Linked DNA regions of Homo sapiens: region 1 is linked to region 2. Evidence: read pairs that join two places in POLR2A ChIA-PET (ENCODE). Cell type or tissue: OCI-LY7. All regions are shown on one strand. Links, peaks and the distances in the headings refer to the core of each region. The heading gives the core; the rest is flanking DNA. Region 1 overlaps PHC2 (polyhomeotic homolog 2). Region 2 has its middle 17 kb from the start of AZIN2.

The links. ChIA-PET counts read pairs that join two places held together with the same protein. Peaks named below come from ENCODE experiments on the same cell type or tissue, not always from the same donor. Only the 100,000 strongest peaks of a DNase experiment are listed, where the experiment ranks them.
Region 1: POLR2A ChIA-PET joins it to region 2 with 5 read pairs; 2 of 35 experiments call an interaction of 5 or more read pairs at or near these places.

The regions. Positions count from the first base shown.
Region 1 is chr1:33,404,651-33,414,045 of GRCh38, forward strand. The region is part of intron 1 of PHC2 (polyhomeotic homolog 2); the gene reads right to left. Among named protein-coding and RNA genes, the nearest start is that of PHC2, 22 kb to the right of the region's middle. In OCI-LY7, for the core only: no CTCF peak of the experiment used is centred there; no DNase peak of the experiment used is centred there.
Region 2 is chr1:33,059,212-33,068,606 of GRCh38, forward strand. No RefSeq gene overlaps it. Among named protein-coding and RNA genes, the nearest start is that of AZIN2, 17 kb to the right of the region's middle. In OCI-LY7, for the core only: no CTCF peak of the experiment used is centred there; a DNase peak (open chromatin) is centred at 5,280.

The DNA.
Region 1 (9,395 bases), core at 3,242-5,741, 340 kb after region 2:
CTTCAATCAACAAATATTTATCGAGCACTCTGGGATAGAGTGATGAGCAAGATAAAGATCCTACTCTGATGTGTTTTATGTCTGGAGTGGGGAGCAAACAATTATGAAGTAAATAGCATGAGCTAATTAAGGAATTAAAATTGAATGATATGAAGAATAACAGGTTGCTCTCTTAGATTGAGTGGTCAGGAAAGGCCTTTCTGAGGAGGTTATATTTAAATCTGAGACAAGGAGACAGTCATTGCATTACTTTGCATTAGTTGGTAATGAAGACCCTATGAGAGAAACAAACTTGGCATGTTTAATGGCTGCACAGTAGATGAGAGAGAAAACTGTATAAAATGAGATGAATGTATGAATTAGATGAGACAGGGCTTTGTTTACCCAGAGTAAGAAATTGGAGTTCATTTATTTAAAAAAGTATTCTTTATAATACCTCTAGGATCGGCAGTGATGTCTTCCTTTTCATTCCTGATTTTGGTTATCTGTCTTTCGTTTTTTCTCCTCAATCAGTCTTTATAAGGATTTGTAGTCTTTTTTTTTTTTTTCTTTTTTGGAGACAGAGTCTCGCTCTGTGTCGCCCAGGCTGGAATGCAGTGGCGCAATCTTGGCTCGCTGCAACCTCCACCTCCTGGGTTCAAGCAATTCTTGTGCCTCAGCCTCCCAAGTAGCTGGGACTGCAGGTATGTACCACCACGCCTGGCTAATTTTTGTATTTTTAGTAGAGACGGGGTTTCGTCATGTTGGCCAGGTAGGTCTTGAATTCCTAGCCTCAAGTGATCCACCCACCTCAGCTTCCCAAAGCGCTGGGATTACAGGCGTGAACCACTACACCCGGCAGCAGTCTTATCAGTCTTTAAAAAGAATCACCTTTTGGCTTTGTATATCCTCTCTATAAGTGTTTTCTATTTCATTAATTCCTGTTCTTGTCTTTATTATTTCTTTCCTTCTACCTTCTTCAGATTTAATTTGTTGTTTTTTCCCCTAACTTCTTTAGATGAATTTAAAGCCATAAATTTTCCTCTAAGCTCAGCTTTATTTACTGAAAAGTTTATATATAGTATTTTTCATTATCAGTCAGGAATATTTTCTAATTTCCACTGTGATGGATTATATATGTGTACTGCTTAATTTCCAAATATTGGTATTTCTAGTCATCTTTTTCTTATTGAATGCTAACAATACACTGTGGTCAGAGAGCATAATTATGTGTGGTTTTAATTCTATGAAATTGTTGACACTAGCTCTGTGATCCAGTATAGAGTCAACTTTTATAACTGTTCCTTCCATGTATGCTTGAAAATAATATTCTGCAGTTGTTAAGTACAGTGTTATATATATGTCCCTTAGTGAAATTTGACAATTGTGTTATTCAAATCTTACATATTCTTACTGGGGCTTTTTGTCTGCTTTTTATATCAAATGCTGAGAGAAGAATGTAAATATAAAACACCTTGATAATGAATTTGTCTTTTTCCTTAGAGTTGTGGAATTTTTGCTTTAAGTATTTTGAGGTCATTTTATTTGATGAATAAAAATTTAATATTCTTAGATTTTCCTGGTAAATGGACATTTATTATTTTGAAGTAATCCCTTTTATTTCTAGAAGTATTTTCTGACTCATTATAATTTTGTCTATAATTAACATAGCAATTGGGCTTACTTTTGGTATATATTTTCTTTACTATCTTTTCATTTTTAACTTTCTGTTTACTTACATCAGGATTTCTCCAATCGTGATATTGGGGCCACGTAATTCCTTGTGTGTGTGTGGCGGGGGGTGCAGTTCTATGCACTGTAGTTTACAATGGCACTTCCCCAGGTTATGACAACCAAAAATAAGTCCAGACACTGTTAAATATCTTCTTGAGGGCAAAATCACCCACAGTTGAAAACTTACTGACATATTTTAGGTGTGTCTTCTGTAAACAGCAGAGAGTTATAGTATTATTTTATCCAGTATGACAATCTTTGTCTTTTAATGGGAACATTTAGTCCATTTACATTTGATGTAATAGAGGCAAACTCTGTTTTTGTTTGCCTCAAAATGCCTTTAATTTTCCTTCTGGGATACCCATCTGAGATAAATTTTCCTTCTGCCTGGGTCTACTTGTCAGAAGAATAAATTTATTAGGCTTCTTTAATCTGTGGATTGCTGTTTTTTATCAATTAAGGAAAATTCTCTGCTACCATCTCTTCCAATATCCTCTGTCCCAAAACTCTCTTTCCTTATCTTCTGGGACTTCCATAAGGGTATGTTAGTAGGTATTCTTATTCTGACCTGCATGTCTCTTACCCTATCTTGCATATGATCTATCATTTTCTCTTCTCTGCTACACTCTGGATGATTTCTTCAGACTCATCTTTCAGTTCTGACCTCAGCTGTATATGATCTACTGATTAATATGTTCACTGAGTTCATAATTTTGATGGTTATATTTTTCACTTTTGTAAGTTCTATTTAGTTTTAAAACAATCTGTTACAATACTTTTTATAGATTCCCTTCTTGCAGATATTTTCAAGCTCATTAAAAATCTCTTTATACATAGTCAGGATAGTTACTTTACAGTCTGTCTCATGATTGCAATTTCTGAAGTTTCTGTGGGACTCTGTTGTTTCTGCTGTTTACTACTCAGGGTATCTTGTTATTCTGTGAAAGTGTTATCTTTGACTGTTGGTCATTATACTAGAAAATAAATATTTTCAAGGTTAATAAATGTCCAAAGATAATGGCTCCATTCTCTAGAAATGATTTTTTTTTGATTCTGTCAAGCACCAGAAACCACTACTAGTATGGAACCATCCTAGTCTATCTATGTCAAAAGTTTGAGGTTCCCTGGACTACCTGAGTAACACAAACTTGAGCTGCTCCAGTAATGGTTTACTTCTAGTTCACTCTTACTTTGAAGGTGGAGCACTTGAGATTCCTGGATTAAACAGGGAGGTGGTTTATCAGATTTCTTACCCTGGGCAGGCTCTCAGCTTTGATTCCTGTCTTCCTTCCCCTATAAGACTACCAAAAACTCAGCCTGACTACACAGATATTTCATTCAGACTAGTAAATGCCTTCAGAGAGAGAGGTATTTTTAAAATTCATTATTCTAAGAGATAGTATTTTTATTTAAAAACAATTGCAGCAAATTTACATACCTAATAATCTTAACACTTTAAAAAAATGGTACAATCAATGTGTTTCATAGAAATAGATGAAGTTAAAAACAATGAAGTAGTCATCAGGTTAGCTTTCTCAGGAGCTGGCATTCCTGATACCTGTGGTCAGGTTTCTGGCCTGTCCCTGATCATGTGGGTCTAGAGCACAAACAAGGTGTGAGGGGGGAGAAAGAGGCTTTGAATGGTGAGTTTACCTCGTGGGTTCTTGTTTTACCCTAGATTTTGGCCCAAGCCTATTTTATTATTTTGTTACCTTTTTAGTACATGTAAGAAAATTTAAAAAATTTATTTCTCTCAGTTTTTTAAGTTGTCCTTGTCATCCTAATTATCTAGCTCGCCATTACTGGAAGTGAAAGTTTCTGGATTAAGTGTGATGGAAAGCTGGAGAGGGAGTGAATCAGTTAGTCTATTTTTGTCACATCACGTCAGAATCTGTTCACAAGCAAAAAGAATAACATATTTAAATCATCAACCAATAAGAAAATAGTTTGAATTGTATGAATTTATTTGCACTAGTTTGCTTCAAATGGAGCTGCACTAGTTTGCTTCACATGGATGTATGTTCTTTCTCCTGACTAGACAGTAAGCTCTTGAAGATTAGATACCCTTTCTGTTTTTAGTAGTTTTTTTGTTTTGTTTTTGTTTGTTTTTGTTTTGAGATGAAGTCTCGCTCTGTCACCCAGGCTGGAGTGCAGTGGGACGATCTCGGCTCACTGCAACCTCCGCCTCCCAGATTCAAGCGATTCTCTTGCCTCTGCTTCCTGAGTAGCTGGGACTACAGGCATGTGCCACCATAACCGGCTAATTTTTTTGTTTGTTTTTTTAGTAGAGACGGGGTTTCACCATGTTGGCCAGGCTGGTCTCGAACTCCTAACCTTGTGATCTGCCTGCCTCGGCCCCCCAAAGTGCTGGGATTACAGGCATGAGCCACCGCGCCTGGCCTGTTTTTAGTAGGTTTTAAGTATATCTCTCATCCTTTCTCTAGGACCTGGGACAAAAAGATAAAATGCCAGTCTTCTTGACTTCCTTGTTACCATCCCAGGGCTTGAGAGCCCCAGGAGAGAACCAGACTCTCAGGAATTCATCTCTTTCCCCATCTCCCACCTACTTGTTGTAGACCACTAGTTGAATACTGAGAACAATGAGAACTACTTTACATGAAGTTTGAGAACTTAATCAGAGTGCAAGAATATACAAGTAAGTAAATACAAATACAGAGTTTGATACTGTTCAATCATGAGTAGCTTAGAAGTCAAATTTTCTCATATACTCACTGCTGAAAGACATATAAATTGGGGTATATTTAAAAAATATACATCTAGAGCCATAGTATTTTACATAGGTTTTAACCCAGTAATTCCATGTTTATTAATTTATCTTTAAAATAATCCCAGGGGTTCACAAAGATTCAGCTACCTGAGTGGTCATTACAAGAGGGGAAATTGAAGATTTAAAATCCCATTGGTAAGGATTAGTAATTGTACTTTCATATAATAGAATATCATATTTAAGGACACAAAAAGGTTCATAGTAAGGTGATAAAATCAGTTTAAGAAAGAGTGTGTAACAAGATCTTTTTTTAAATAAGAAAATGTATGCACTCATAAATTTAAAAAACTAGAAGGATATAAAACAAAACATTAACAGCATTACTTCGGGGTGCTAGGATAACAGGTTTTTTCTTGACTATGCTTATTCCTCTCCCCCAAATCTTCTATAATGAAAATATATACTTTTGTAATAAAAATAACATTCATTATTAAAAAATAAACTAGAGTTCCCATATCTAATAGGCCACCTCAGACCAGCCCTTTCCAGGCCCAATCTATCTATCACTGGTTGGCAGAGAAGTCCACATTCTTCCAATTCTATAGTCTGTCCCACTTGGTCCATACATAGGTTTTTAGCCACCAGAAGAGTAACATTCATCCATCATTGGATAGGTGTCTCATAATATATATTTGGTGAACTGAACTGATTGCAGAGAGACAGAAATTTATTCACATAATGCTAACAGAATGTCACATACTTAAAACGTGATAGTTTTCTACCATTTTAAACTATCCTTATAGGCATTATATTATCTCTCACACTCAAACTAAATAAAAATATTTTGAAGAATACCCAAAGGGGAAACTATTACTATAATGACCTCATGTATTTTCTCTGGAAGGTCTGTTTGTTGAATATTTAGTAGTTTTGTATAGTGCCGGTCAATAAGGCTTAATTGCCTCTGCTGCTGAATTGCTTGTCACATGGAGAGAATCAAACCTGCCCCCACTCCTTTATGGAAAAAATGAATGCCTGGAATGAGCTGGAATTTCCAGGAAAAACATACCAGTTCAATTTGTATTAATCCCTGTGGGATTACTGCACTGATGTCATTTTTAATATGCCTTACTCTTCCCCTCTGGTTGGCATGATCCATCATCTCTTTCCTCAGCTGGCTTTGCTGCTTTTCCTTGGAGAGCAGATTGTCTTTGTGAATGACTCTCTCAGGGAGCATGTGCAGGAGAAGCCAGAGCCTCACTCCATGGGAACGTAACAGACAGAGCTAAAGAATGGGCTAAGAACAGCCGCTGAATGGAACAGGTCATGCTGCTTCTCGAAGCTGAAAAGGCCAATCCTGTAAAAGAGTTGATGAGAGCACCTAATCGGGTTTGACCCCACAGCCTGTGTGTATGCAGAAAGGACTGGGAAATGTAGCTTTGCAAATGAGAAGGGTAGCGATATTCCAGGGCTGCTATCCAGACACACTTACTCACTCATCTGCTTGATTCAATTTTATTTGTACAAAGGGTTTGTTGAGGCAATGGGCAGACTAAGCCTTTAGGGATCAAGGGCTATGCAAATAAAACCTTAATGGAAGATTAAATCAGCTGATGTCCTCCTCAGTGCTATTTCCATTTGTAGGACTGGAACTGGCATTGGGGGAATGAATCATTTTTACTACATTTAAGCATTGATTTTAAAATACCTTCTTTACAAAAATAGTAGCCATTATAATTAAACAGGACTGGAAATACTCAGTAACAAACAACAAAAACCTTCCTTTATATAAAGAGAACAAACATCATATTATGGTCACAGTTAAATAGCAAGCATGATAAATCAAGGCACTAACTATGGGGGTCCTTGTTTTGTTTATCACCCAATGAAGAACCAAGTCTTTCTTCACCTGGAGACTTCCATTTATTATGATTACTAGTGCAAAATAATTTCTAAATATGGAATGAATTACATTTCGATAATTATATGTCTTATTTAGCCAGCCAGCTTCATTACCCAATATATTCATTTCTTTAAAAAGGAAGTTCTCAAAAGAATTAAAATTATTTTTCTGTGAATTATGGGAGAAATAAATAATCTGAAAGCTAGTATAAATATGATATTCTCCTTGTACTGGTTTATATTTCACTAAAATATACTTAAATCACTAATCAAGAAATCTCAATATAATCATTTGTTCTCTCCCAGAAGAAATATTGCTGTTGATTATTATATCATTAACATTTAGTCTTTAAATTGAGAGACAACTAGAGAATAAACCTAGAGATTCTAAACTACCTTAAGATACTGCTAGTTCCCCAAAAATGCACAGAGAAACATACTGGAACATCTCTGTTTTTTGTTGTTGTTGTTGTTGTTGTTATATTAAGGCAAAGTTTAACATAAAAAAATCTAGCAATGTAAATCAGCATATTAATAAAGAAAGTGATCATATGATCATCTTTTAGTTTTATTTTTTTATTTTTTTGAGACGGAGTCTTGCTCTGTCACCAGGCTGGAGTGCAGTGGCATGATCTCGGCTCACTGTGACTTCTGCCTTCTGGGTTCCAGCAATTCCCCTGCCTCAGCCTCCCGAGTAGCTGGGACTAGAGGTGCGCGCCACCACGCCCAGCTAATTTTTTGTATTTTAGGAGAGGTGGGGTTTCACCATGTTGGCCAGGATGGTCTCCATCTCCTGTCCTCATGATCTGCCTGCCTCGGCCTCCCAAAGTGCTGGGATTACAGGCATGAGCCATTCGCACCGGGCCTGATCATCTTTATAGACAAAGGAAAATCATTTGACAAAATTCAATACTCAACCATCATAACAATTCACAACAAACCAGGATAGAAGAAAACTTCCTCAATCTCTTAAAGGATATCTAACAAAAACCTACAGCTAACATCATATTTATTAAGGGAAAGATTGAATGCTTTCCCCCTAAGATTGAGAATGGCCATTCAATTGTCTATTCAATATCATACTGGAGGTACTAGGAAGTGCAATAAGGCAGGTAAAAAAAGGTTTAAAGATTAGAAAGGAAGAAGTAAAACTGTATTTGCAAACAACATAATTGTGTTTGTAAAAAATCCTAAGGAATCCACAAAAAATCTGCTAGAACTAAAGTAAATTGATCGAGGTCACAAGATACATTAACACAGACAGGTTAAGTAACTCGACCAGGGTTACAATTATAATTAGTAACTGGAAGAGCCAGAATTCTAGTTAGATTGGCCCTGGAGCCTTTCTCTTAACTATTAATTATATGATAACTTAAAAATCAAAGTGTTACTGTACAAATACACACACACGTGCGTGCGCGTGCATTCAAACACTAAACATCACTTTTCCTTTTCTATTCAATTACCACCAGCTTTACCCTAAACTTTGGTGAAGAGGAATAAATAAACAATACCTGAATCTTGAATCCTCATTCTGTATATAGAAAGCATGATCACTGATTGCCCTAATAAAACCAAAGTTATAGATTTAATCCTTGCACAGGCCAGCACATTTCACACTGAAAAAACCCCTCACTAATACAGTGCCAGATATATGTACCCTATCTAGCCCCTACCCTAATAAGTGGCAAATTCTCAAGTTCGGTGCAACTTATCTCTAATACTAGAAAACAAAACTTGAAAGAGTATTGATGATGCATCAGGAGCATAAATCTTGTAATTGAAGGATAGCATGGTTATTGAAAAATTCAGAAACAGAATTAAAAGCTTGACATAGATTTCAAAAGTAAGGCACTAATGCCCAATTAGTCACAAGCCAAAGTAAAGGCTGGCAGCATTTTTGTCTTTATAGGAAACTCAGGGTTATCATCAGGGACCTTACATATGGACTTGTTTTTTTTTTGTTTGTTTGTTTTTGTTTGTTTGTTTTGAGATGGAGTCTCGCTCTTGTCACCCAGGCTGGAGTGCAGTGGCACAATCTCAGCTCACTGCAGCCTCTGCCTCCAGGGTTCAAGTGATTCTCCTGCCTCAGCCTCCCAAGTAGCTGGGATTATAGGCATGTGCCACCACACTTGGCTAATTTTTGTATTTTTGGTAGAAATGGGGTTTTACCACATTGGCCAGGCTGGTCTCGAACTCCTGACCTCAGATGATCCCCCCGCCTCGGCCTCCCAAAGTGCTGGGATTACAGGTGTGAGCCACTGTGCCCGGCCTGGACTTTTAAGTAGTTATAACCAAGGTTGTCTGTACCACGACAACAGAAATAATTGGATAACTACTGTTGCTAAATTGACAAGCATTTATTAGGGCTACTATCTAACACTGAAGTATTGAAATATAGCCAGTCCACTGACACTGGATACTGACATATAGGCAGAGAGAAATGACAACAGGAGCCTGAGGTGGCTTCCTCATGATGAATGAAATAAAGGAGACCGCAGGCAAAGTGGCTGGTGCAGGAGATTATTCAGGCCCAGCTAGTAAACAGTCACAGAAAAATCATTCAATGGCAACAATCTCAAAAGTGAAGCTCTTTATGAAGATTGTAAGTTTAAAAGACAGTTGCAAACACAGTCAGACTTTGCCAATAGTGACTACAACCTCAAACTAAAAGGCTTGTCTTTGAGCAGCAGGTGGTATGGTATTGGGGATGTATCAGTCTTTTTCAGTAAAACTGGCCTATATAGATAATAACAAAGTGTATTCACTGCTTTATTGTTGTTTTGATCCACTGTATGTAAACCATGAACTTCAAATTATTTTCCTAATGAAAAAAGCTGTAATTATCCATCAAACTCTGTCTTCGAATGCCTCCTGTGGCCCAGAGTACATGACTGCAAGATGGATGACCCAATGTTGTGTTTGTGGTCTACTGACAACTGAGTTATGGTGCTACTGAGGGTAATACAGCATGGCATTGTGAGAAACAGCATGGTATAATGGAAAAACTTGAACTCATCATTTAGTATCTCTAGATCTCAGCTTGTTCATT
Region 2 (9,395 bases), core at 4,049-6,548:
CAGTAGTTACTTGGAGTGAGGGGGAATTGACTGGGAAGGGGATGAGAGAATGTTCTGACATAATGAAAATGTTCAAAACCTTGATAGGAATATGGGTTATATTAGAATATTTGATTGTTGGGCTGGGCGTGGTGGCTCACGCCTGTAATTCCAGCACTTTGGGAGGCTGAGGTGGGCGGATCACGAGGTCAAGAGTTCGAAACCAGCCTGGCCAACATGGTGAAACCCTGTCTCTACTAAGAATACAAAATTTAGCCGGATGCGGTGGTGCACTCCTGTAATCCCAGCTACTCAGGAGGCTGAGGCAGGAAAATTGCTTGAACCCGGGAAGGGGAGGTTATAGTGAACCAAGATCAAGCCACTGCACTCCAGCCTGGCGACAGAGCAAGCAAGACTTCATCTCGAAAAAAAAACATATTCCGTTGTTAAAACTGATAAAACTGTACGCCTAAGATCTGTGAATTTCATCATATGTGAATTATGTCCATGGCAGGTGGCATTCAAAAGATTCCCCAGGCAGGCATGGTGGTTCACACCTGTAATCCCAGCACTTTGGGAGGCCAAGGTGCGCGGATCACTTGAGGTCGGGAGTTTAAGACCAGCCTGGCCAACATGGTGAAACCCTATCTCTACCAAAAATACAAAAAAGTTAGCTGGGCATGATGGTGTGCGCCTGTAGTCCCAGCTACTCAGGAGGCTGAGGCAGGAGAATCGCTTGAACCTGGAAGGTTGCAGTGAGCCGAGATCACACCAGTGCACTCTAGGCTGGGTGACAAAGCGAGACTCTGTCTCAAAACAAAGAAACAAAAAACCTCAAAGAGCCCCCAAAGACTCCTGCCTACTGGTGTGCATGCCCTTGTATTATCCCCTCCCACGCTGTATCAGGTTGGTCTATTTGGCAGAAGTAATGGGGTGTCACTTCTGAGATTAGTTATAAAAGACACTGCAGGGCGGGCGTGGTGGCTCACACCTGTAATCCCAGCACTTTGGGAGTCTGAGGCGTGTGGATCACCTGAGGTCAGGAGTTCAAGACTAGCCTGGCCAACATGGCAAAACCCCATCTCTACTAAACATACAAAAAAATTAGCCAGGTATGGTGGTAGGTGCCTGTAATCCCAGCTACTCGGGAGGCTGAGGCAGGAGAATCGCTTGAACCTGGGAGGTGGAGGTTGCCATAAGCTGAGATCGCACCATTGCACTCTAACCTGGGAGACAAGAGTGAAACTCCATTTCAAAAAAAAAAAAGACACTGCAGTTCTGTCTTGGTCTCAATCTCCCTTTCCCTCAGGTCACTTATTCTGGAGAACCCATGTGTTGGGCATCCCTATGAAAAAATCCGAGGGGCAAGAAACTAAAGCCTCCTGTCAACAGCTATGTAAGTGAGCTTGCAAGTGGATTCTTCAGCTCCAGTTAAAGCCTTCAGATGTTGGCAGCCCTAGCTGTCTGCTTGACCACAAACTCATGGGAGACCCTGAGCCAGACCACATGGCTAAGCTGCCTCCTAATTCCTGACCTTCAGAAACTGGGTGACATAATCAATGTTTGTTGTTTTAAGCTACTAAGTTTTGAGTTGTTATGCAGCAATAAAAGATGAATATAATATTTCAATAAAAGAAACATGTAGGGAAAAATATTCTAAGTGCTCCTGGCCCAGATGGCTTTCCCAGGGACTTTCAAGTGCTTTCTATGACTCAGACTTCTGGGCTCAGCCTCTATGCTGGGGAGATGATGGCCTTAGGGAACTCTGTCTAGACAATAGGAACTGGTGTCTCCAAAATAGCCGCAGACACCGCCCACCAAACCAGCCCCACAGCAGCTGCACACAGGGCTCAGGCCCACACTTACTATGCAGAGAGGACTCCAGAAATGCTCCCTGACCATGTGGCCACAGCTGCAGCAGGAATCCACTCAGGGCTCAGATGCTGCCATGGTTTGAATGTTTGTCCCCTCCAAAACTCGTGTTAAGGTTAGTCCCCAGTGTGGCAGTATTGAGAGGTGGGACCTTTGACAGGTGATTGGGTCATGAGGCCTCTGCCCTAATGAATGGATTAATTCATTCATGGATTAATGGATTGATGGAGTAATGGGTTATCAGGAAATGGAACTGGTGGCTTCATAAGAAAAGGAAGAGATACCTGAGCTGGCTTGCTCAGCCCCCTCATCATGTGATGCCCTGTACCATATTGAGACTCTGCAGAGAGTCCCCACCAGCAGAAAGGTCCTCATCAGATGCAGCTCCTCCACCTTGGACTTAACAGCCTCCATAACTCTAAGAAATAAATTCCTTTCCTTTATAAATTACCCAGGTTCAGGGATTCTGTTATAAGCAACAGAAAATGGATTAAGACAGGTGCTAATAACAGCTGCTATTTTTGGAACTTTCTGTGTCCCAGGTAATAGGCAAAGTGCTTTGCATGCATCTTTTTATTTGCTCCTTCCAACAACCCTCTGGAGAAGATATTATTAAACCTATCTTACAGTGGAGAAAACTGAGACTCAGAAAGCTGAAGCAAGTTGGCAGGGTCATAGAACTACTAAGTGATGTGGCAGCTTTAGATAGAAATCCAGATTTGTCTAGTTCTCAAACCCAGAGGCAGGGAAGCAGTAACCATAGACTTGAAAACACTTTTTTCATCTATTCCCTGTGATGCTTTTCATGGGAGAATGAGCCACACATTCTGCTATCAGGGAAAAGTCCACAAATCTCAACCCAGACTCCCTAGGTCAATGTATAAAGGTATTAGACTGGCAGATGCTATCAGAGTCACCAAGAGTCTCAGAGATCATGGGAATCTCAGAGTGGGGAACTGAGACCCAAAGAGGGAAGTGGGTCCTTTCTAAGGACTCCCTGCCCAGTGTTTTTGCACCACTTTGCCCTGCCCCTTGCCATATGAGATGGAAATAGTTGCCATGTGGGAGAAACATTAGGGCAAAGAGTGGTTTTGGAGTGGGGAAAGCAGTGAAAAAGGGATATCAGGCTGGGAGCAGTGGCACACACCTGTAATCCCAGCACTTTCAGAGGCCGAGGCGGGCAGATCACAAGGTCAGGGGTTCAAGACCAGCCTGGCCAACATGGTGAAACCCCATCTCTACTAAAAAAATACAAAAATTATTAGCCAGGCGTGGTGGCACATGCCTGTAATTCCAGCTACCTGGGAGGCTGAGGCAGGAGAATAAGCGAATCCATTGGCATTTTTTTCCTGGCTAGAATTCATTCCCCCTTTTCATGTTACAACACCCCACTTTTCTACTAGAGAACCATACCTTCCCCGCTCTCATTCCATATGGTAAGAATGGGGCTGATCTCATCTTGGGCAAGGGGCTGAAGCCCCAGGTCTGGCCAATCAGAGATGTGCACATCAAGGAACCTGGCCTAGGAGGCAGTGGCTGGGGTTCAGGGTAGATTGGAGGATAAGGGTGTGTGTGGGGGGTTGCTGAGAGCCACTTGAACCCAGGAGGTGGAGGTTTAGGTGAGCCAAGATTGCACCATTGCACTCCAGCCTGGGCAACAAGAGTGAAACTCCGTCTCAAAAAAAAACACCCAAAAAGCAAAAATTAGCTGGGAATGGTGGCATGTGCCTGTAACCCCAGCTACTCAGGAGGCTGCGGAAGAAAAATTGCTTGAACCCAGGAGGTGGACGTTGCAGTGAGCCAAGATTGCACCATTGCACTCCAGCCTGGGCAACAGAGGGAGATTCTGTCTCAAAAAGAAAAAAGAAACATCAGAGGTAACAATGGCAAAATTGAGAGCTCATAATTTTGTTTTGGGTCAACCCCACAATGGCTAGAGGCTACATAAAGCAGTGTCATAGATGGGCCCATTGAGAACCTAGGCAGCCCGAGAGGATGTCACAGAAGAGCTCTGAGAGCAGTAGCTGACCCATGATAGGGTCTGATGAAAGCACCATGCCACTTACTCGCTATGACCCTGGGTTACCCCATTTATTTATTCATTCAATAGGTATTTATGGACCATCTGCTGTGTGCCAAGCACTGCTTTAAGGGCTTGGGATATATCAGTAAACAAAAAGTTCAAAGATTCCTGTCCTTAGGGAGCTTAAATTACAAACAGATTTAACCTATAAATTTTAAAGTATCCTAGAAAGTGAAAGGTGTTGTCGAAGAAGAAAAAGTAGAGAGTGGTAAGAGGATTAAGAGTGACAGCAGTGCACAGAAAGGCAGGTTGAAATTTTAAAGGGGTGATTGGGTAGGCCTCCTTGAGAAGGTGACATTTGAACAAAGACTTGCAGGAAGTGAGGGTGTGCTTTGTGCAGAGTGAGCCATGGGAATATCTGGAGGAAACATGTGAGGAAAAGAAAGAGAGATCAGACTGTTACTGTGTCTATGTAGAAAGAAGTAGACATAAGAGACTCCATTTTGTTCTGTACTAAGAAAAATTCTTCTGCCTTGAGATGCTGTTAATCTGTAACCCTACCCCCAACCCTGTGCTCGCAGAGACATGTGCTGTGTTGACTCAAGGTTTAATGGATTTAGGGCTATGCAGGATGTGCTTTGTTAAACAAGTGCTTGAAGGCAGTATGCTTGTTAAAAGTCATCACCACTCTCTAATCTCAAGTACCCAAGGACACAATACACTGCAGAAGGCTGCAAGGACCTCTGCCTAGGAAAGCCAGGTATTGTCCAAGGTTTCTCCCCATGTGATAGTCTGAGAGATGGCCTCGTAAGAAGGGAAAGACCTGACTGTCCCCCAGCCCAACACCCATAAAAGGTCTGTGCTGAGGAGGATTAGTAAACGAGGAAGGCCTCTTTGCAGTTGAGATAAGAGGAAGGCATCTGTCTCCTGCTCATCCCTGGGTAATGGAATGTCTCGGTGTAAAACCCGATTGTATGTTTCATCTACTGAGATAACAGAAAAACCTCCTTAAGGCTGGAGGTGAGACATGCTGGTGGCAATACTGCTCTTTAATGCACCAGATATGTTTATGTATGTGCACATCAAAGCACAGCACCTTTTCTAACCTTGTTTATGACACAGAGACATTTGTTCACATGTTTTCCTGCTGACCCTCTCCCCACTATTACCCTATTGTCCTGCCACATCCCCCTCTCTGAGATGGTAGAGATAATGATCAGTAAATACTGAGGGAACTCAGAGACCAGTGCCGGAGCAGGTCCTCCGTATGCTGAGTGCTGGTCCCCTAGGCCCACTTTTCTTTCTCTATACTTTGTCTCTGTGTCTCTTTCTTTTCTCAGTCTCTTGTCCCACCTGACAAGAAACACCCACAGGTGTGGAGGGGCAGGCCACCCCTTCATCTGGCGCCCAACGTGGGGCTTTTCTCTAGGGTGAAGGTACGCTCGAGCGTGGTCATTGAGGACAAGTCAATGAGAGATTCCCGAGTAAGTCTACAGTCAGCCTTGTGGTAAGCTTGTGTGCTCGGAAGAACCTAGGGTAACAATGGGGCAAACTAAAAGTAAATATGCCTTTTAGCTCTATTAAAATTATTTCAAAAACAGGGGGAGTTAGAGTCTCTACAAAAACTCTAATCATGCTATTTCAAACAATAGAACAATTCTGTCCATGGTTTCTAGAACAAGGAACTTTAGATCTAAAAGATTGGGAAAAAATTGGCAAAGAATTAAAACAAGCAAGTAGGGAGGGTAAAATCATCCCACTTACAATATGGAATGATTGGGTCATTATTAAAGTAGCTTTAGAACTGTTTCAAACAGAAGAAGATAGCATTTCAGTTTCTGATGCCCCTGAAAGCTGTGTAATAGATTGTGAAGAAGAGGCAGGGATAGAATCCCGAAAAGGAATGGAAAGTTCACATTGTAAATATGTAGCAGAGCCGGTAATGGCTCGGTCAACACAAAATGTTGACTATAATCAATTACAGGAGGTGATATATACTGAAACGTTAAAATTAGAAGAAAAAGGAACCTTAGATGTAGACCTGTTAAAACAGGGAAGGGTCTGAGTAACCATGGAAAATATGGTCACTCTATTCAGGGTGTTGGAAAAATACTGTCCTTGGTTTCCTGAAAAAGGAACCGTATATGTAAAAGTATGGGATCGTGTTGGTTCAACATTCTGGGAGCTGGTCCCAGCAGGGAATTATGTTCCCGTCACTGTTTGGGGTGATTAGGCCTTGGAACGTGCCATCCTAATACCTCCTCAACTTTCCTCTCCCACACGGCCTTCATTATCTGATCAGCCTCTTCCTTCGGCTACTCCTCCCCCACCTAACGATGCTGAAAATTCAATGTCTAACTCTGGTGACTTTGGCTTAAAGTTACCCCCTACTTATCTTCTTTTCATGAAGAACTGGTACTTGAAGCTCCCGCGGCCATGACTCACACAGCCCAGGACCATAGATATGCTAATTCTTGTCTCTTCAAATGGCTCCAGGACCAAACTACAATTTACCTATAATTCTCCAGGCCCTCCCCCATCCACTACAGCCCCTCACCCTCCTGTCGTTTCGGTTCCTCAACCGGTCTGTGTCGATATGCACTGCTCAATCTTACTTTTTTTAAAAGAATTTAAGGATGCTTGTACTCAGTCAGTATGGTCCTACTTCTCCTTATGTTAAAATGGTATTACAAACTTTTTGTATGGAGGTCACTTTACTTCCTTTAGACTTGGACCTTTTGGCAAAAAGCTGTTCTAACCCCATCTCAGCCTGGTGGGCAGAGGAGGCCCATGTTCAGGCTCAGCTAAATCAGACTAATGGCATTCTAACTACTCAGGCTCAGCTCACAGGCTCCAATAGTTTCTCTGATACTTAAGCCCAAGTAGGCTTTGATGCTCCTACCACAAAACAAGTAACAAAGGTGTGTATGAGAGCTTGGGATAAATTACGTGCCCCAGGCCAAGCTCCTGTTTCTTTTACTACTGTTAAACAGGCTCAATTGCTTTTACTACCTAATATCGTTTTAAACAAAGGAGATAAGACACGTGGCTCTGGGATAGACTCTGGTGGTAAAAAGGCTGCTTATTGGATTAATACAATTTCTAAACAACGGCCCACCTTCACCATACACATTCAAGGAAAAAAGTTTTGAGGGCCTAGTAGATACTGAGGCTAAAATTAATATTCCATATAACTCTTATAGTGTTCCCGGTCGGCATATGATGAAAAACATGGGTTTGTTCCTGGGCTAGGTCTCGGTCCGAAGCATGAAGGGATTATTAAACCCCTCCCAATTACTATAAAATAAGACAGTAATGGTTTAGATTATCCTTTTTAGTGGTGGCCACTGCCATGCCTCCTGATCCTATCCCTTTACAATGGAAATCTGACACACCTGTTTGGATTCAGCAGTGGCTGCTTTCTAAAGAAAATCTGGAGGCTTTAATTCAATTGGTTTCTGAACAGTTACAACTTGGAAATGTGGAACCTTCTCTTTCCCCCTGGAATTCTCCTATGTTTCTAGTAAAAAAGAAATCAGGCAAGTGGCGTATGGTAACCAATTTATGGGCCATTGACGCTGTAATTAAACCTATGGGAGCTGTCCAACCCAGCATGCCTGCCCCTGCTTTAATACCTAAAAATTGGTCTCTCATAGTTATTGGTCTTAAAGATTGTTTTTTCATATTGCTTTACATAAATCGGATTGTAAAAAATTTGCTTTTACTGTACCATCTATCAATAATCAGGAGCCTGCAGCTCATTATCAATGGAAAGTACTTCCTCAGGGAATGCTGAATAGCCCTACAATCTGCCAGCTTTATGTCGGACAAGTGCTTTCACTAGTTCGAGCCCAATTTCCCCAGGCCTATATTCTTCATTATATTGATGATATTTTAATTGCTACCCCAACTAATAAAGAATTAATTGACTGTTATCAAATTTTAAGCCGCTGTGTTACAGAGGCTGGATTACACATCACTCAGGATAAAATTCAACAGACCACTCCTGTTCAATATTTAGGAATGGTGGTCGATAAACAACGTATTCAACCTCAAAAAGTTCAAATTAAGAGAGTTTCTTTGAAAACTTTAAATGACTTCCAAAAACTTTTAGGTAACATTAATTATTTAAGACCTACAGACAGCTTATTTCTACCCCTTATGCCTCTGCTCAAAAGGCAGAGTTAATTGCTGTAATTACTGCCTTACAGGATTTCCCCAAACCTTTAAATATTGTCTCTTATTCTCCTTAACGTAGGAAAGAGAATATGCTTGTGTTTCACCAGGAGATCATCAAACAAAAACCACAAAGAAAAGACGTCTGTGTCACAGACTGCCCTCAGACGTAGTGAGATCTGTGCCGACTCCTCAGAAGCAGGCACACCAAATCACAATGGGTCTGATTCAATCCTCCCTGATGGCAATGGAGACCCATCTAACTAATCCCACTTCTAATTACCTCTCTTTTTCTCCTTACAAACCTAAAAATCTCACCATTTCTATTAGCCTGAAAATAACATCCCTCTGTTCTCTTCCTCCTTCAGCACTCAATCTCATTTACAATAGGTTTTATTTAATGATTCTCCTCCTTATACTTTCTGTCTCACCAGTTTCCTCTCACACTAATTTACCTTCTACACAAAATTATTCTTATTGGGCTTATGTGCCTTTTCCTCCACTTATTTGACCTCTCACCTAGATTGATGCTCCTACAAAAATCTACACTAACAATAGTGTGTAGATGCCTAGAGCTACAGATGACCATTGCCTTGCTCAACCAGGAGAAGAAGGCACTGCATTTAATGTTACCATAGGTTATAAATACCCACCTCTGTGCCTCAGACACGCACCTGGTTGTATCCATCTAAAAACTCAAGTCTAGGCTGCTTATCTTCCGGAGAGATCAGCTACAGAAGAACCAGGACATTTAGTCTCTGGCCACTCACTTTCTCCTTTAAAACAAATGAAAGGGGGAATAATGGGAGGTACCCCATACTTTCAATATAAACCTGCAGGAAAACCATGCCCTAAAAATTTTGAGGGCCCATCTAAAACTTTAATTTGGGAAGATTGTGTTAACTCACATGCAGTAATATTAAAAAATGACTCATACGGTTTAGTAATAGACTGGGCACCAAAGGGCTATTTAAAAAACAATTGCTCCTCTGGTGGAAAGGAATGCCTGGAGGCTACTTATTTTATTTCTTGTCAGGAGAATGAGAATCATCATTCCACTTTGCATAGGAGGTTCAGCTCATTCTTTCCCCTAAAATGGGAAGATAAAGGCACCTTTTCTAACCTTGTTTATGACACAGAGACATTTGTTCACATGTTTTCCTGCTGACCCTCTCCCCACTATTACCCTATTGTCCTGCCACATCCCCCTCTCCGAGATGTCAGAGATAATGATCAATAAATACTAAGGGAACTCAGAGACCGGTGCTGGTGCAGGTCCTCCTGGTGCAGGTCCTCCATATGCTGAGCGCCAGTCCCCTAGGCCCACTTTTCTTTCTCTATACTT